Regions from separate parts of the Homo sapiens genome. Here region 1 is linked to region 2. A link is a loop called in an ENCODE intact Hi-C map of the cell type or tissue named here. Cell type or tissue: PC-9. All regions are shown on one strand. Each heading gives the region's core, and the rest is flanking DNA. Links, peaks and the distances in the headings are about the cores only. Region 1 overlaps MEIS2 (Meis homeobox 2). Region 2 overlaps MEIS2 (Meis homeobox 2).

Evidence for each region. Peaks named below come from ENCODE experiments on the same cell type or tissue, not always from the same donor. Only the 100,000 strongest peaks of a DNase experiment are listed, where the experiment ranks them.
Region 1: it touches region 2 in a loop (12-fold over the local background); 2 of 110 quality-filtered maps call a loop at or near these places.

What each region holds. Positions count from the first base shown.
Region 1 is chr15:37,054,312-37,062,714 of GRCh38, forward strand. The region is part of intron 7 of MEIS2 (Meis homeobox 2); the gene reads right to left. Among named protein-coding and RNA genes, the nearest start is that of MEIS2, 42 kb to the right of the region's middle. In PC-9, for the core only: no CTCF peak of the experiment used is centred there; DNase peaks (open chromatin) are centred at 4,970 and 7,930; H3K27ac peaks cover 2,717 bases.
Region 2 is chr15:36,900,665-36,909,067 of GRCh38, forward strand. The region is part of intron 9 of MEIS2 (Meis homeobox 2); the gene reads right to left. Among named protein-coding and RNA genes, the nearest start is that of MIR8063, 68 kb to the right of the region's middle. In PC-9, for the core only: no CTCF peak of the experiment used is centred there; a DNase peak (open chromatin) is centred at 3,737; H3K27ac peaks cover 1,004 bases.

The DNA.
Region 1 (8,403 bases), core at 184-8,183, 150 kb after region 2:
AAATGGAAGCCCTGACCTATGAGAGGCCAGTGATTTTACACACAGAAAACTTGCCAATGAAAAATCAGGAGGTGGGGAGACTTTGCATGTTTTTAATTGTGTTTTGTTTTGTTTTGTTTTGTTTTTTGAGACAGGATCTCTGTTGCCCAGGCTGGACTGCCGTGGAATGATCACGGCTTACCACAGCCTCAACTTCCCAGGCTTAAGCGATCCACCCACCTCAGCCCCCTGAATAGCTGGGACTACAGGCATGTGCCACCACACCCAGCTGATTTTTAAAATGTTTCTGTAGCGATGGCGTCTCCCTATATTGCCCAGGCTTGTCTCCAACTTGTGAGCTCAAGCGATTCTCCTGTCTCAACCTCCCAAAGTGCTAAGATTATAGGCTGAGCCACCGTGCCCAGCATAACTTTGTGTGTTTTTAAAGAGGGATGTAGAAAGAAGCCTGTTTGTGATATTTAGAAAAAGGAAGTATTCCTGTCAATTCTAATTTCAAATTTCAACAGCAGTAATTAGCATTGAGAAATGATTAGCGTACATTCTATTATATGCCGCTAGAGAAATTTTCACTCTAAGTGTTTTCTAGAATAACGACAGCATTAATACAAAATAATATTTATTGAGCACTTACTCTCTTCCAGACACTCTGCTAAACACTTTATATGAATTCCTTTGTTTAATTCTCATCATCCTATGAGAGTTGACATTTTCCACATGAAGAAACTAAGGCTTAGAGAGGTGGAGCAATTTGCCCAAGGTCTTATAGGTAACAGTGCAGAAACAGGGATGACACCAATTGACTGCATCCTATGATGGCTATCTCTGAGAGCTCAGAGTCCATCTGTCCAGAATTTCCCATTCTCCTATAAAACCTCATAACATTTCTATACCCTATTGAGTAATTCATGCCAAGATTTTGTGGTTGATCAACTTAAGACAATAGGAAATATACATTCGACTATGAACGTAAGCATCCTGGGGACAGGCACTGGGGTTTTCCTATCCCTCCTTACTCCTAGCACATAGAACAGTGCCTGGCACATCATAGGCACTGATGAAATACTTGTTAGAAATAAAATAAATATAATTCTTCCCTGTGTGTGTGTGTTTTTCCCCCCACTTCCTAGAGCCTCACTTTCAACTGTTTTCCTCATGAGAATGTGGAGAGCTCTCAACATTAAACAACATTACTCGACTTCGGAAACCTTCCACCACTGCCACAGCCACCACCACCTTCAACCTTGCTGTAAGCAGTAAAATTGATTCATCTCACTGACAAAAATGTGATAAAAGAACGCCAACCACAGAGGTGGAGAAACCACTCCTTCTCCTTGAACAAATGCTGCTTTCTGATGCCCCTGATTGCTTTTCTTTTCTCGCTAAGGTTCACTAAGTACGGAAAGCTCGGCCCTGGTGAATATGGGTCAGGTTTGTAATGCAACAACTCCACCCCTTTCATTACCATGGAATCAGTTAACAATCCTGCTAGTTCTACCACAAAAAATAAAGTAATTGGTCCCAGTGGTTATTTAGGTGCTGCGGAAGTCTTAAAAACACTATTATCTCCCGTAGTGATTTGCTAGCCTTTCCATACTCCAAGCAGCACATTGGGACTTCTAAATTACATACCATAATTGACATAAAATATCTGTCCCATCAGTGAATATCTTTATTAGCATCAAAATCACTCACAACTAGTGTTCCTCAATGTTATTAAACATAACTTGTTCTAGGTGTTGCTTTACTAATTAGTCAGGATGAGCCCGAGGAAGAAAATCTGGGTCATGTTAAATTAATTGGAATGAGCATGAAAATTAGCAGAGCAAACTGCATCAATTTTCTATAGAGAGTCTTTCTTCATGTTGAGAATAAAAATGGATATTATGAGGCATTAACCAAACTGCCTTCTGTGACTGCCAAGAGGTGTGTTACAGTAGCCCAAAATATCATGCTCGCAGATTTTCAGAAGTTAATGAGACATTTCCAGGAATGGTAAATACATGGTGTTAAAATGGGTGTGCCTCTGATGGGAAAATGCCAAGTCATTTCATGTTTATTCAGGCATAACAAGCTCTTCAAAATGAGCATAATTTAAGAGGTGAATAGTGCAAAGAGGGCTAACATTCAACTAATTTTCCTTCAGAAAGAAAAGATTAAATTGAACAAAAAAAATGAATTAAGAGGTTTACAAATCAACAAGTCAGCCACCAGGACGGCAGCTTCGCCTGAGCACCGGCTCGGCAGCCCCCGCCAGAAAGTTTTCGAAACATGTCCCGGAGGCAGGGAACAAAGCGAGCAGAACTGATTACAGCCCCGCTCACTGCCTTGTGTCTCAACTCTGTTTGGCTTCCTAATGAGCTCACTAAAAACCTAATTCATCTCCCATAACCCTCCTCAGCCCTCCTTGAAATCCACCATTATGGAAATTATAGATGAAACATTTCCAGGCTGGGTTCAAACCAGTGTGTCTTCAACAGGCGGGGGCCCTGACCCCCACCCTGGGCACAATGGAGCAGGGTCCAGCTCCGAACCGCTCCCGCGGCAGCTTCCAGAATAAAGAGGCCGAGCTAGGTTAAGACTCTTTCTCAGGGTGACAATGATTTCCGCCTTAACGCCCTCCCTCCCATGAATGTGGGAATTTCGTGGGTTCCACAGTACATAAAATACAAATTGTAATGCAGAAGAGGAGAAATGAGTTGTACTAATGACAAATAGCTGAAACAGGCTAATGTGAATTCCCAGCCTGTTCATGAGGAAACTCCCCGGGTTCCTCATTACATGGAGTCAAATCCTCACGGCACCTAGCCTGTAACTGGAAGATTACCGAATTGATGGATCCTTAGTTTAAAATGCAGCTGTTTTATTCTGCTTTAGTAATTAATTCTTTTTCCAATACTCTATTGATTAAGCGTAGACCCTGATAAAGTTCAAACTGAGAAGAATCTCTCGTGGCGTCCTTAGTTGCTCGGGAGAGTCAATGAAAACTTCCTACAATTCCACCTGCCTCCTCAGAGTGCTGATCCAATGAACAGAACAGTTTTTTTCTCATAAATTAGTCAGGCCATGTGGAGCTGTATTAGCTGATCGTTGCTTTTGTCTCTCTACTTGCTGACTTGCTTTTCAGTTTTGCTGGCCTTTGTGCTGTCACACACAAAGTCGGAGTGCAGCTGCCATTCTGAACCCAAACCAAGGTAAAGAACAATTCATACAAACTACATTTTTCCCCCATTTTCTAAAGCGGCAACTCCCTGAGCAGTAAAGGGCTCAACGGGGCCTCCTGGGACCCAACTAGCTGAGAAATCAGTGCCAAAGCATGCAGACATATTGTGGAACTGAAAAAATAAATAAATAAATAAATAAAGTAACCTATTTTTTTCAAGGCTTTACTAGGCTTTTTTGTCTTTTTTCCCCCCGGTAGAGTTTGTGCTACCCTATTTTCAGCAATGTTAAGCTCTCTACTTTGTTTTCACAGAGAACATCACAGAATGACAGACGACAGGGTAAAGAGAGTAATCAAGAAGCCGAGGCTTGTATCCTGTGCTGGTCAGGTGGCATCAGAGAGTTAGAGAACGCCTATTAACCACACGGGCGTGGAGTGTAACCATATATAAATGGCCATTATAAACACAATGGTATTTAGTAATAAGAGGAATCACCAACATGGTGCTTCTTTTCAAAGGGTCACATGTACCGGGGATCAATGTTGGTGAGTAAAACAAGCACGATAACAGAAAGTTTCTCAGGTTACAGCCCTGTACAATGGATTTTTGTTCCTACGAAGATCATCGCTACTGGGAATGCTTCTACAGCAATGGACTCATTCTTTTCTCCCTACTCCCCCCACACCCACCTAAGGCCCCCAAAGGATCGTGCATGGGCTTAATTCCCTGCCTGAAAACAGGTCAAGATGTGGGTTCCAGCCCACGAGCTGGTAGGGAGAACAACTGATTTCTCAAGTCACCTGCAACACACATTTATAGGATAACTCATATTATTTTTCACTCTATTACACAGGGTGGGAGTAATAGTAAAGGTCTGGAAGAATTTTAGGAAACGCTCTCAAGTTTTTATCGTCTGATACTACAGTCAAAGCGAAAACCAAGCTAGATCCTGTGAGCAGAGAAGCTGGGGCTGTTTTCAACGTTCTCTCCTGGGCCAGGGCTGAGAGTACATTCCCACCTTCACAGCATTCCTTCCTAGGTCAAAAGGTCATCTCTCACAGACGTCTCCGGCAGACACTCAGTTGTCAAAAGGTTGTATCATGTGATCTGTGCAGTCACCACTAACAGAGCTCTTTCCTCAGTGGGCAACAAACTTTGCAGGTCTAAATGATTTCTGCATTAAAAATGTGTTTTCCTCTTTCTATTACCACTTGTCTCTTTAATTTCAAAACAATGAGGACAGCAGTGGCACCAAATTCATCAGCAAAGGCTCCACAGATCACCTGGGTCAAGATTCCACCACTTTTACTGGGCATATTATGAGGAAAAATAACTGCCAGAGGACATGTTGATTTCCTGCATTTCCAAAGAAAACAGAGGTGACCCTTTTCCAGGGGATTTCTTTCAAAAGGAAAACCCCATTTTTAAAGCAAACATACATATTTTGAATAAATACAAAATTACAAATAGAAAAAAATGATCTAAAAGAAAAGACTGTTCTGTAAGAATCATTAAAAAATTAAGATAACTTTTTGATTAATGCATATATTCACTTGTATTTAAATGACCAACAATCTACATAGTTTATGACAAGGTACAAAAACAAAAACGAGGAGATAAGTTTATTTGCCCAGTGCCCAGAACTGATGCAAAGTTTGCCCTCAGTGATCTGTAACACACAAAAGGTCCCAGTTACTAGGGGAGCAGACTGCTTTTTTATTTTTTTAATTTCCTGCTGCCCAGATGAATAATATAACAATTTTCTCATTGTCGTGGATTGTTACTTAGAGCAGCTTGAAGCTCTCACATGCAATCCAGAATGAGTCATTTATTTCTAGAAGGGAGTCAAACGAGTCTATCAACATTGCTTCTATTTATAAATTATATATTTAAGAGTAAAGTAAAATAGTCATGGCTGACATGTTACATATGGGAGATAAAGAATTACAGGCTCTTTCAAATTATTTGGCCTAGTACTAAGCAATAGAAGCTAAGGACACTGATAATTTCTGTACAGCTAAGCATTACGTGCACTTGTTTATTCAAAAAAGCTTAATTAAATAGCCTCAGAAATGGGATCCAAGTTATTACATGTCTTTAGGATACTGAGGCTTGCAGATAAATAAAATTTTCCTAAGTGTACTGCCTTCTTTTTTTTTTTTAATTAAAAAATGTACTTTTAGGCAAGGTGTGATGGCTTATGCTTGTGATCCCAGCACTTCGGAAGGCTGAGGTGGGTGAATCAGTTGAGGCCAGGAGTTAGAGACCAGCCTGGTCGACACAATGAAACTCCATCTCTACTAAAAATACAAACATAAATTAGCTGGGTGTGGTGGCACACACCTGTGGTCCCAGCTACTCAGGAGGCTGAGGCAAGAGAATCGCTTGCGCCTGGGAGGTGGAGGTTGCAGTTTGCTGAGATCATGCCACTGCACTCCAGCGAGAGTCTGTCTCAAAAAAAAAAATTCTTTTTTTAGAAACAGGGTCTCACGCTGTCACGCAGGCTGGAGGGCAGTGGCATGATCATAGCTCACTGCAGCCTCCATGAGCTATGATACGGTCCTCAAGTGATCTTCCTGTCTCAGCCTCTCAAGTAACTAGGGCTACAGGTGCATGCCACCATGCCTGACTAATTTTTTAAATATTTTGTAGAGCTGGGGGTCTTGCCATGTTGCCCAGACTAGTCTTGAACTCCTGGCCTCAAGTGATTCTCCCATCTCAGCCTCCCAAAGCACTGGGATTACAGGCATGAGCAAACTCTCTAAGAGTTACATTTTTCAAAATTCATTTTGGGCTTCAACATACCACCTTTTAGCTACCTTGGATTAACAGGAACTGACAAAAATACATATTCTTAAGAAAGTATATAGTTTTGTTTGGTGTAATCTACAAACTTTAAGGTCTCTGGTTCTACACACTTTTCTTAGGGTAGGTATTTCAGTGTTCTACAAACCGTATCATGGAGTGTTCAATTAAGCACATATTCTACATTGACACTTTAGTTCCAGGAAGTTATCGTGTACCACCATATTTGCCAGTTTAGTATCTGTAACCCCTGAACGTGTGCTCTATACGTTTCATGGGGTGTTTGGAAGGTAATTGAAAATAAAAAATTATGACACAGACTCAAAAAGAAAAAAAAACTACATGAGAGAAGAAATTGGTTTCTGAACTTTTCAAATAAGACTGGGTGGGACCCAGCTAAACAAGGTGAATAAAACACATGTTTATGATCTCGTAATGATTCTAAGCTCATCACCATTTCTGTTACTGTGAATCTGATGCTTGGCATTTGGCATCAGCTACAGAGTGCAGGGATTCGGTACAATTCTAACAATTGTAGAGAATGGCCCTAAAAATAAGAACTTGTGGGCTGGAATCATGTTTTATCTGCCAAGGGAATCTGGGAAGGAAAACAGGTGTTTAATAATGAAGTGGTATGAATTTAATTATCATCTACTTTGAGGGTATCACACACTTGGCAGCCTTATCAATCAAGGAAGGAAATTAATGAAAAAGTTAAGAACTCTCTACAGAGAATACATGATGCAGTTAGTAATTTTAAATAGGCATGGTTAGGTCCTGTACAGATTTGTATCTGATCCTCTTAGGGGGTGCGGCTACCCAAGGCTGCATTTTTCATCCTGTGGTATTACCTTACCTGAATATAGGACTCCAGCTCTAGATATCCCATCTATAAAGTCAAAATAAACCTTCTCACTGGGTGCACACAAATATTCTTCTAACTGTAGCAATGAAGAAGGGGTCAAACAGACGGAAGATGGGGATTAAAGGGATTGGGATGCCTTCTTGAAAGGCATCATGTTAAAGTGCTGCAATATACCAGGTGCCCTAAGAGAAGGTCATCGAGGCCGGCAGAAGTGTTTAAGGGCAGAGATAGCTAATTAAATTTCACCCAGGAAACAGACTAGTTTCTATAATCCATAAAATACTATACAAAACAATGACTGCACTCGTATTTATAAAATATCTTTAACATATAGGTCTTTAGGGTAAAATCACCAAACTACTAAGATGAGGGTTTGTAGTTGCAGAGGTAGCCGCACTAAAAATTTACACATTAAGAATATCTTCAGAAGCAGCTGGTTGCCATGTCTACCTTGTTAAGTCATTCATTAGGGACTTGAGCTAGCATAAAATCTTTCAATACTTGCCTTTAACACTTTAAAAAATCCTAAATGACAAAATTATTTCTTTGAAATAAATTATAAAAGGAGGCAGGAATTCTGGACTTTTGGGGAGATGGTTGTAGAAACTAAGATTTACAGTCACCAAACGAGTTTTTCTGAAACTTTTCAGAAGTATAGCATTTCCTCTTAACTTTCAAAATCTGGATATCTTCCTATAAATAAAATGGCAGCCATAAAACATCTTAAAATAACTTTTCAAAAAATCTTAAAACTGTTTGAAAAAAGCAAGCAGGATATTTTAAAAATTAATATAATTTAAAAATTTCAAAATAAAATGTTTTATTTCTTCAAGTAAATGTCTTAGGGGAAATTATAGCTAGACCAGAACTTGGAGCTCCTGACACACTAGTGTCAGTCATCAGCTCAGAAGCCTACTAAAGGTTTTCACGCTGCCTGAGGAGCAACAAGTTATAATAAAAGACTCAAGAACTTTCCACAGATTCAGGTGCCCAGGTAAGGCAGTGTGACCCATGACTCACAGCTCTCTGATCTCCAGGCCAATACTCTTTGCATGTGGCACTAACTTGACAAGCTAGTCCTCCCTCTTACTGATGCCCTTGGCATAATTTCAATGCCCAGCCTAGGAACAGCAGGGGCCTAAGTATCATTACAGTGTGACAGATTCTGACTTGTTTTCTTAGAGAAAAAGAAGGATTGCTAAAGTAGGCCAAGAAAATCATTTGTGAATGTCCCTCCTTCTATGTCAAAACTTGTAATAAGCAGTAGAAATCAATAAAGTTTTAGTTGCAAAAACATAAGGCCACAGAAGGGATGGTATACTCCAAGGATGTAGTCAAAGAGACAGAAGGAGAGATCTTTCACAAAGAAGACGGAAACGTACAACTTTACTGTCTTCTTGCTTTGTCAGTGATCTTGTCCTACGATCATGGAGATTGAACAGGCCAATATTTAAATCAAAACAAATATCCATGCTCATCCTCTACAACTTCCCAGGAGAAATTCCAATCAGATCCTTCACAAATTCTAATTTTATCCTAGTGAGGGCAACTGTATGGCATCAAATTTACATA
Region 2 (8,403 bases), core at 57-8,056:
CTGAAGAGCTATTTCCCAGAGACCTCTCCTGTCCTCAGAAAGTCTAAACTTGGTAGCTTTGCATACTTTTCTACAACTGAACTCTGACCATCATGATTTTTCTTTAAAGACTTTTTACTCCGAAGTATGGTTCAGATTGATAGAAGTAGATTTAGGTGTCATTCCTGTTTGTTGTTGGTTTCTTTTCTTTATTCCTTTCTTTCTCCACCCCCCAATCTTTTTAAATGGCGGATAAATCCCTTCTTTCTGGTTCACTAACTTCATGCCACACCTGGTAACCAACTCCTTTTGGAGGCATTCCTTTTGTTAGAAAGTGCAGGCCTCCATGGAGTTACCTGGAAAGCTGCCATCCCTGAACACTCTGAGGAGGAATCAAGAATAGCTGGAATTGAAGATTCTGCATGGATTGCTTTGCGCAGGGAAGGGGACTGAACCGTTGAAGAGAGATCAGATCAACTGGGGAAAGGCGTAGGTAGCTCAGTGACCGGGGACCTGTTAAAACATGAAAAGGCCCTGCTTCCCTACTGTCCCCAGCCCTGGGACCCATCAGCCACAGTGCTTATTCACAGCACTTGCTCCTGGCTGGTGTTTCAAATGATGAAACTTCAGCCTTGGCAAGTCACTTATCAAATTTCTCCATGTTTTCTTACTTTACAAAAAAAGCAAGTATTTCTCTGTGCTATGGTTACAGCTGAGAGTAGGATTTTCTCAGTAAGATACATTAAAATGGTTAAATCAGTGAATAAGGCAAGCTTAATGCCTTTGAAGATGAACTTGGGCACGCAAATGATGGAGTCATGTCGCAGACATAAGTTTTCCACTGGTGACCAGACAATGGCTCCTTTCTCACAGACAACCGTGAGCAAAGTAAGGTAAATGAATGAGATTCATATGTTACTTAGGGACAGACTCATGGATCATAATGAATTTCCCTAAGCAATAGTTTGATTTATAATTTGATAGAATACTAGATTTGCCTACACCTTTAAAAACACATGAACTAAATACTAATAAATTTATAATATAAAAACATGATGTTAATCTGGAATCACAACATTTTGTACCTTTATGAATATGGCTTGAATAATGGAGTGTTCATGCTGACATAAAAGGCCCTGGACAAAATTATCAAGTAAGTGATGGCCTTCTACTGTCTTCTTTCAATATTCTTACTTTCATCTAATTCTTCCCTAAAGTTACAAGGGCTCCTGGAGGTTCTTTACTAAAATACTCTACTTTGAGCATGCCCTTCTCCATTATTGTTGTATACTCCAGACTTATGCATAGAGCAATACGGTGAAGAGCATGGGCTCATGTCCTCTGCCCTTTATTTGCTGTGTGAATTTGGACAGTTCTTCTTAACCTTCCCAAGCTTCACTCTGTTTCCTATCTGTAAACTGAGGAAATAACTGGGCCTGGGTGGTTTTGAGGATTGAGGGAGATTTTGTATGCAAGATCCTTAGCACAATGCCTGGCACATAGCAAGCTCATTAAATGTTAGCTTACAGTCAAAATGCACCTATCCAATGCTCCTAAATAGCTCTGTTCTCTCATAGATAGTAATTAGGAATAGGTGGGTGGCTGTTAAACAAATCTATGCTGGATTGGCCACAGGGTAATAACTGTGTTGTACTCCTACAGGTAGCGTGTGTTCATATCGCCGGATCTTTCTAAAAATCGGAGTTTAATCCAAATGTACAATGCTATGGTGGAGATTTTAGACACTGGGGCAGGCATCTGCCTGCAGGGGTGGGAGGTGGATAGGGGAGTGAGCTCTTTTGGAATCACACTCTCTGTATGGTTCTCTAGATCCTTGCTACTTTACATGTGTGCCATGGACCAGTAGCAACATCACCTTGAGCTTGTTAGAGATGCAGAAATACATTACCGTCCCCATTCCTGTGCTACTGAATCTGATTCTGCATTTTAAAAGATCTCCAAGGGATTTATGTACATTTAAGTATGAGAAGCCTTGCTCTAGATCACATATCAAATTCTAGTGCTCTGCTTAAGAATAGAAACTTGCAAAGATCAAGTTTTAATTGTGAATCTCAGCTGCAAAAAAATGCACATACTCTTCTCTTTAGGTATCTTAGATCTAAACAGCCTTTTACTCACTTGCCTTGGGCAATAAACACTTTATAATAATTTAATTTATTGTACTCCATCTGTACCTCTTAAAGGAAAAGCTGGGCCAGTAAAATGTTTTTGTGAAGACTGTTAACAGAGGCTATCTCTCAGGCATGGATAGGAGAATGGTAGATTTCTATCTTTTTTTCCAAATAATTCTGTACTGTTGGAGTTTTTAATAAATATAATTATTTTTATACATAAAAGAATTTTTAAAGGAGATCAAGAAAATTTGTTATCTTATTTGACTAAGGTTTATATGGGTAACTGTAGGGACCTTTTAATTAAAATATTTGAGAAATTTCCCCTCAGATAGGGAATTATCTTTTATTTCCTTTACAATATTGAGCAACAGTAAACACTATTCCATGAATACAATCACACTTGATGGCATGTAACAAAACATCCCAGCAGGTTACGATTTTGAAGCACTGTTACTCTTACAGAATGCCATCAGATTATTCATATGTAGCTATTTATCATGCACTATAAAAGTGATCTTTCAAAGCTATTTGAAAGCAAGGGAGGAGAAAACACTCAAACTTCCTTAGCTATTCACATCTAGGATCTATCCTCTTAAAGATAAAATCCTAAGTCAATAGACATAAGTTGTAGTATATTACCTCATCCTGTACATGATTTATTGCAGATGGAAGTCAACTAGAAACTGAATTACTTTGAAACTTTTACTACTGACATTAAAATTCCAGATCTGGATACCTACACACCTTACAGTGCTTCTGAAAATAACTTTTTGCAGACACAGAAGGTACACCTACAAGTTTATTTAACTCTATCAACATAAAAAGCAGGCACAATCATTTTCAAAACTACTGATTTCTAATTACCTATTCTGTATCTGAGCACTGTAGCCTGACCTGGCTTTGCAAATCAACCAGTCACTTCACAATCAGTTGCACACATTCTTAGCCAACTCCCATTATGTTCCTAGCCATTTTACTGTAAGAGGAAAAGATCCCAACAAATCTAGTAGCTTTTTAGCTTTCATGATCACCTTTGATTGAAGTATTAATTCTCTATCCTACTTCTTAATGGAAACCACCTAAGCATTAACTGGCCAAAAATGCACCAAGCTGTTTAGCAATTATGTATTAGATATGTTTGAAGAGATCAAGGTGCACTCACATGCCCTGTGCTATGGATATGTCTCTGATTAGCTTGTCATCTGCTCAGAAGAAGATGTAGGCTGATTCTCCCATACAGTCTAGCAGGCCAGCTGTTAGCTGCCTGTCAAGCCCTCAAGTGGACAAGTAGTCCAGGAGCAAAAATGTCACTCCTTTGATCTGGCAAGGAGCAGCTGCTGATTTATAGAGTAGGACTTTGTTCTTCCGTTCTATTTTACTTTCTTTCCTAAGGCAGAACCACAAAATCCAGGAGAAAAAAAAAGTGCCGTTCCCAGCAACATCAACAAGCTCTGACAACTGCAACAGGGTTTTTCTTGGCCCTAACAAAGCTCTCAGGCATCTCCTTTGACGCTCACCTTTCCCCCTCCCCTTCCTCCCACCCCCACCATTTTTTGCAATGCAGTAGTTATTGTTTAATTCAGCTTCTGTAAATGGAATGGACTGTGGCCAGCAAGCCTGGGGCATAAACACACCTGTATGAAAGAAGCCTTATTGTAGCAACCATCTACAAGGAAGCTCGCATGAACCACACGCTCCTGAGTTCAGAAAGAATGCTCCATTTTTTCTGACAGCAAATTTTACCCTAAGTGAGTTTCTATTTTTGGTGCCACCAACCTATGATGACCACATTTGAACTGCTTCCTTTCCAATGGCATTACACTCTTTGAATCAAAGAGATAAAAGGATTACATTTTCTTCTTTTTTTTTTTTTATCTGTGAGCAAACAGATCCATCAAAAATGTTTATCCACTGCCTGTAATATCAATCATTGAGAGCTGGGTAAACGTCCAGAAAGGCTTTAGCAAATGCATTATCAAAGATGCTATAATGTTGATTTCATTACCACTGATTTATATTGACATGACTTTCCCCGAGTAACTTACGAAGGAGAAAAAAACCAACAACAAAATCTACATAAGACATGTGCATTGTCTTGCTAAGAATTAAACTGGTTTCAAATGCATAATCCTGTTCTCAACAGATAAATCTGTCAGGCTAGAGATGCCCTATCAACCAAGTGGGACATGCAATAATGCTTTGAGATACACTGTGAGAAGTCATCAGCCACATGTATGTAGGTATATGTATGTGTATTGTGTGTGTGTGTGTGCACATGTACATGCATGGAAACACACACACACAGAGCAATAAACTTTGCCAGAGATGAATTCATTAACACCTGGCTCAGTTTTCTGTGCTGCTGCTGAAGTAGGGGTGATAAGGACACGCACAGACACATATACACACATACATACAGACAGAGTTACCAATTCTAGGATATTTAGACATATTACTGCATAGATCAAAGACAGGAATTTTGTCGGGGGGTGGGGAGGGGTGGAAATGCCAGAAACAAAGGAGAAAAGAATGGTTGCTAAACATTCTCACTTCTATTATACTCAATCATGCCATGTTCTAGTGTTTGCTCCCTTCCCCTCTATCTAGGGGAACAGAGATTTTTCTCACCCTCATTTCTTGCTTTAACCTACATCACCCTTTGGCCAGTCAAAAGTTACTAATCACCTACCTCCTCCACGTTCACAGAATTGTATTCATAGATGCTTTCTCTAGGGGCATGTGTGTGTGTTTCCCAATGAGAGACTGGGTTTGGCATGGGAAGAGGGCGGAAGGTAAAGCTAGGTATAAAGGAGCAGATATAATGTAAGGCTTATTTTCATCCTGTTTTAATCCTAAAAAAAATTAGACCAAATAATTTTTAAGGTCCATAGTAATCTATCTATGTGTCACACATTGGTAAATCTTCCATATTCTATACTTCACATAAGACAAATTTAATGACAGAATATAAGACAAAGTTATATATAAAATTATCAATACATACATATATAGTTATATGAGTTTCTTTCTCCATATATATGAAAATGCAAGTTATGCCTTTAAAGATTTTTATTTTCCACACCCACAGAAACAAACTGAAAATCACAATTGGAGAACACACAAATAATTACAAGTCAAAATAGTCCATAGTCAGTAAATAAGTGTCATGAAGTCAATTAAAGAAGTTAAAGATAAAGATTAATTTCAAATTCTTGGAGGAAGAAAGCTGAAGCAGATTAAAAGAACGTGGAATGTTGGAAGAAGAGAAAACAAGGAAATGGCATGCTGTAAAGCACCAGTCCAGACCGGGGCCGATGTTGTGCAAGGGAGGATAAAGGAATTGAACTCTGACTGGCTCCCAGCTTCGATCTGGAAAACATGGCTATGATTAACACGCAATCTGGTAGAGGTTCTTGAGTGATAAATTGAATTCTTGAAATTCCTAAATGGTAGAATGATAAAATATGGTGTTTGAGGAAGATCTTTCCAAGAGCTATGTATAGGATGAACTGAACTGATGAGAATCTAGAAGCTGAGAAGATGGAAAGTTCTTGTCCAATCCAGGCAGAAGAGGGAAACAAAACGAGCTCTGATTAAGGTGGTAGAAATGAAAAAGAAGTAGGGTATTTGGTTGGGAGAACTGCTGATAAATTAAACTTAGATGAAAAAGGAGAGATACAAATACAAAAGATATTAAGAGGATAAGTCTGAGAATTTATGTTTAGTATGTTACGGTGTATAGTTGATGAAAATTGGAAATAGATGAGAAATTCCTATTTGTTGTGGTGGGAAGAGGCAAACTCAATTTTTCAAATGTTACCTTTGGTTTGACAATAGGACTTTCAGGCTGACAAAGTATGTCAGCCACTCAAGAAAAAAAAAAAAAAAAAAAACAAGGACAAAAGAAGAGCAAAAGGTAGGGACTTAACTTCAAAACGTCTAATTTCTTCCTATTTTCCAAGCTACATGAATATTCCAGAGCTGCAGGAGTAGGTAACAGGATAAACTGCCTGCTGGCTACCTCCAAAAAAATTACTTCCTTCCTCTTCCAAATTATCCTGTAAATTTTGGGAAGTTCTTTATCTGACCATGACTGGCCAAGTCGATTGTTAGTAAAAACCTCTGTGGTCAAGGCCTTGTTTCTAATAGGACCAATTCGCTTTTTCTTTACATTTTGAGTTAATTTGTGCAACTAGATTTAGAGGCCAATGATAATTACATACATGTTACACTGGGTGTTGCTACACAAATTACGTTCCACTCCTTACTTAACGAAAGTAAGTTTAGTAATGGAACTTATCAGAGAGTTTTTAAAACTGGAATAGGAAAATCTATATAAAAGACTATGTATTTTTAAGCAATAGCATAAAACAATCAAGGGTGGGTTTTCTCCAGGTAGTGACAACTAATTTAGAAGAGAATTGATAGGACAAAGTGTTACATTTAAAAGGGCCTCCATTAAGTGTGATGGCTTCCAAATTGTGTCCTCCTTTCAAACCATATTTTTCTTTTTAAATGGGCTTTTAAGGTGAAAAATATAGCACTTCACCCAAAATGGTGTGGAAACAAATGGTTCTCAAGTCTCTATTCTTCAACTCAGGCCAAACCACCCCAACACACCGGCAATCTAAAGCCACTTGGAGGGAAGGTGCTGTGCATGTGAATGTCCCCGTGGGCCTTTCATTTGTCTGGGGATCTCTTTTTTCTAAAGCAGCAGGGGATACTTCAGAAGACCAGATTGGCATGCCAGAAGTGTTTGGATGGACCAGGCTCTTATCCTCCTCTCAATTCTCCTGCTGCTTTAAAAGAAAGGATGTGGCAGAGGACACATTTGGAAGGTGGCAACATTCTTAGGGCCCTTTATCAATACCACCGCTTTCTTTAAATTGTAGCTTGGTCTCTTGTTTGAGAGGCTGAGATTTTAGCACTTTTAAAGGGAACCATAAGTGAGAAATCTCCTAGGTGTTAAACTTTAGAGTGGCTTCAACCCAAAATATGAAAAAATGAGATTAAAACACAGAAAGTCAAGTAATATTAAGAAAAAGATCCAACAAACAAAATATCATAAATATGCATACGTATATTCTTTCTGTTTAAACCAAATGCTATTTAACCAGTTTATACTGGCATCTAGTAAAGGTGCCAATGGGGAAAAAAAAATCAAAGATCTAAACAATTTTAAAACTCACTTTAAATAAATTATAGTTCTAACAGCTACGCATCTAACAATAGCTTTAAAAATTATTATGAAAACATATTATATTATGTCAGAAAGCAAAAAAAAAATCTATTCATGAATACATGACTTAATATCCTCACATTTATGATGTTCACATATCAAAGACCAAATTCCAAATAAAATTTCCTGACTGCCTTTTCTTAATGACAAATTAAACATCTTTTACTTTGATTTGACAGCCGGGTGGCATTCTGTATCTTCTCCAGAGATGTTATACGCAGTCTTTCCAATGTGACGGTATTATTACCCCCAAAATTTTCGGCATCATCCCGTAATCATAAAAGACATAAAATATATCTTTATAAACCACAAGAGACCTAGCAAACCAGCAGTTATGCCACATCTGCTTTAGTCCTTAAATATTTTAGCTTTAGAGGGTTAGTTAGTGGATTTTCCCCCCGATTTGTGAGAAATAGAGACATCAACCTTTGATTCTGACATTACCCACAAAGCCGTCATCTACAACAGACAAAAAAGCAAACACACTGTACGGCAATTTGAAAGAATTTTTACAGCATATTCAGATTTCACATCTCCTATCAGAATTTCCTAAGGTGGTTTAACTTAATTTTTAGAAATAGAAATGATGGCATTTCTATTTTCTATTTCCACTTTCACAATGCAGATAAAGTAGCAACACTATCAAAAAATAACTTGGCTGGGCACGGAGGCTCACACCTGTAATCCCAGCACTTTGGGAGACCGAGGCGGGCGGATCACCAGCCTGACCAACGTGGAGAAACCCCGTCTCTACTAAAAATACAAAAAAGTATTAGCCGGGCATGGTGGTGGATGCCTGCAATCCCAGCTACTCGGGAGGCTGAGGCAGGAGAATCGCTTGAACCTGGGAGGCGGAGGTTGTGGTGAGCCGAGATGGCGCCATTGCACTCCAGCCTGGGCAACAAGAGTGAAACTCCATCTCAAAATAATAATAATAATAATAACAAAACAACAACAACAACAAAACCTTAATTTAGTACTTGGTTTAACTGCCACAGATTCTTTAGAGTCAGGTAACGTACAAATAAACAAAAAGCAATTAATACTTTT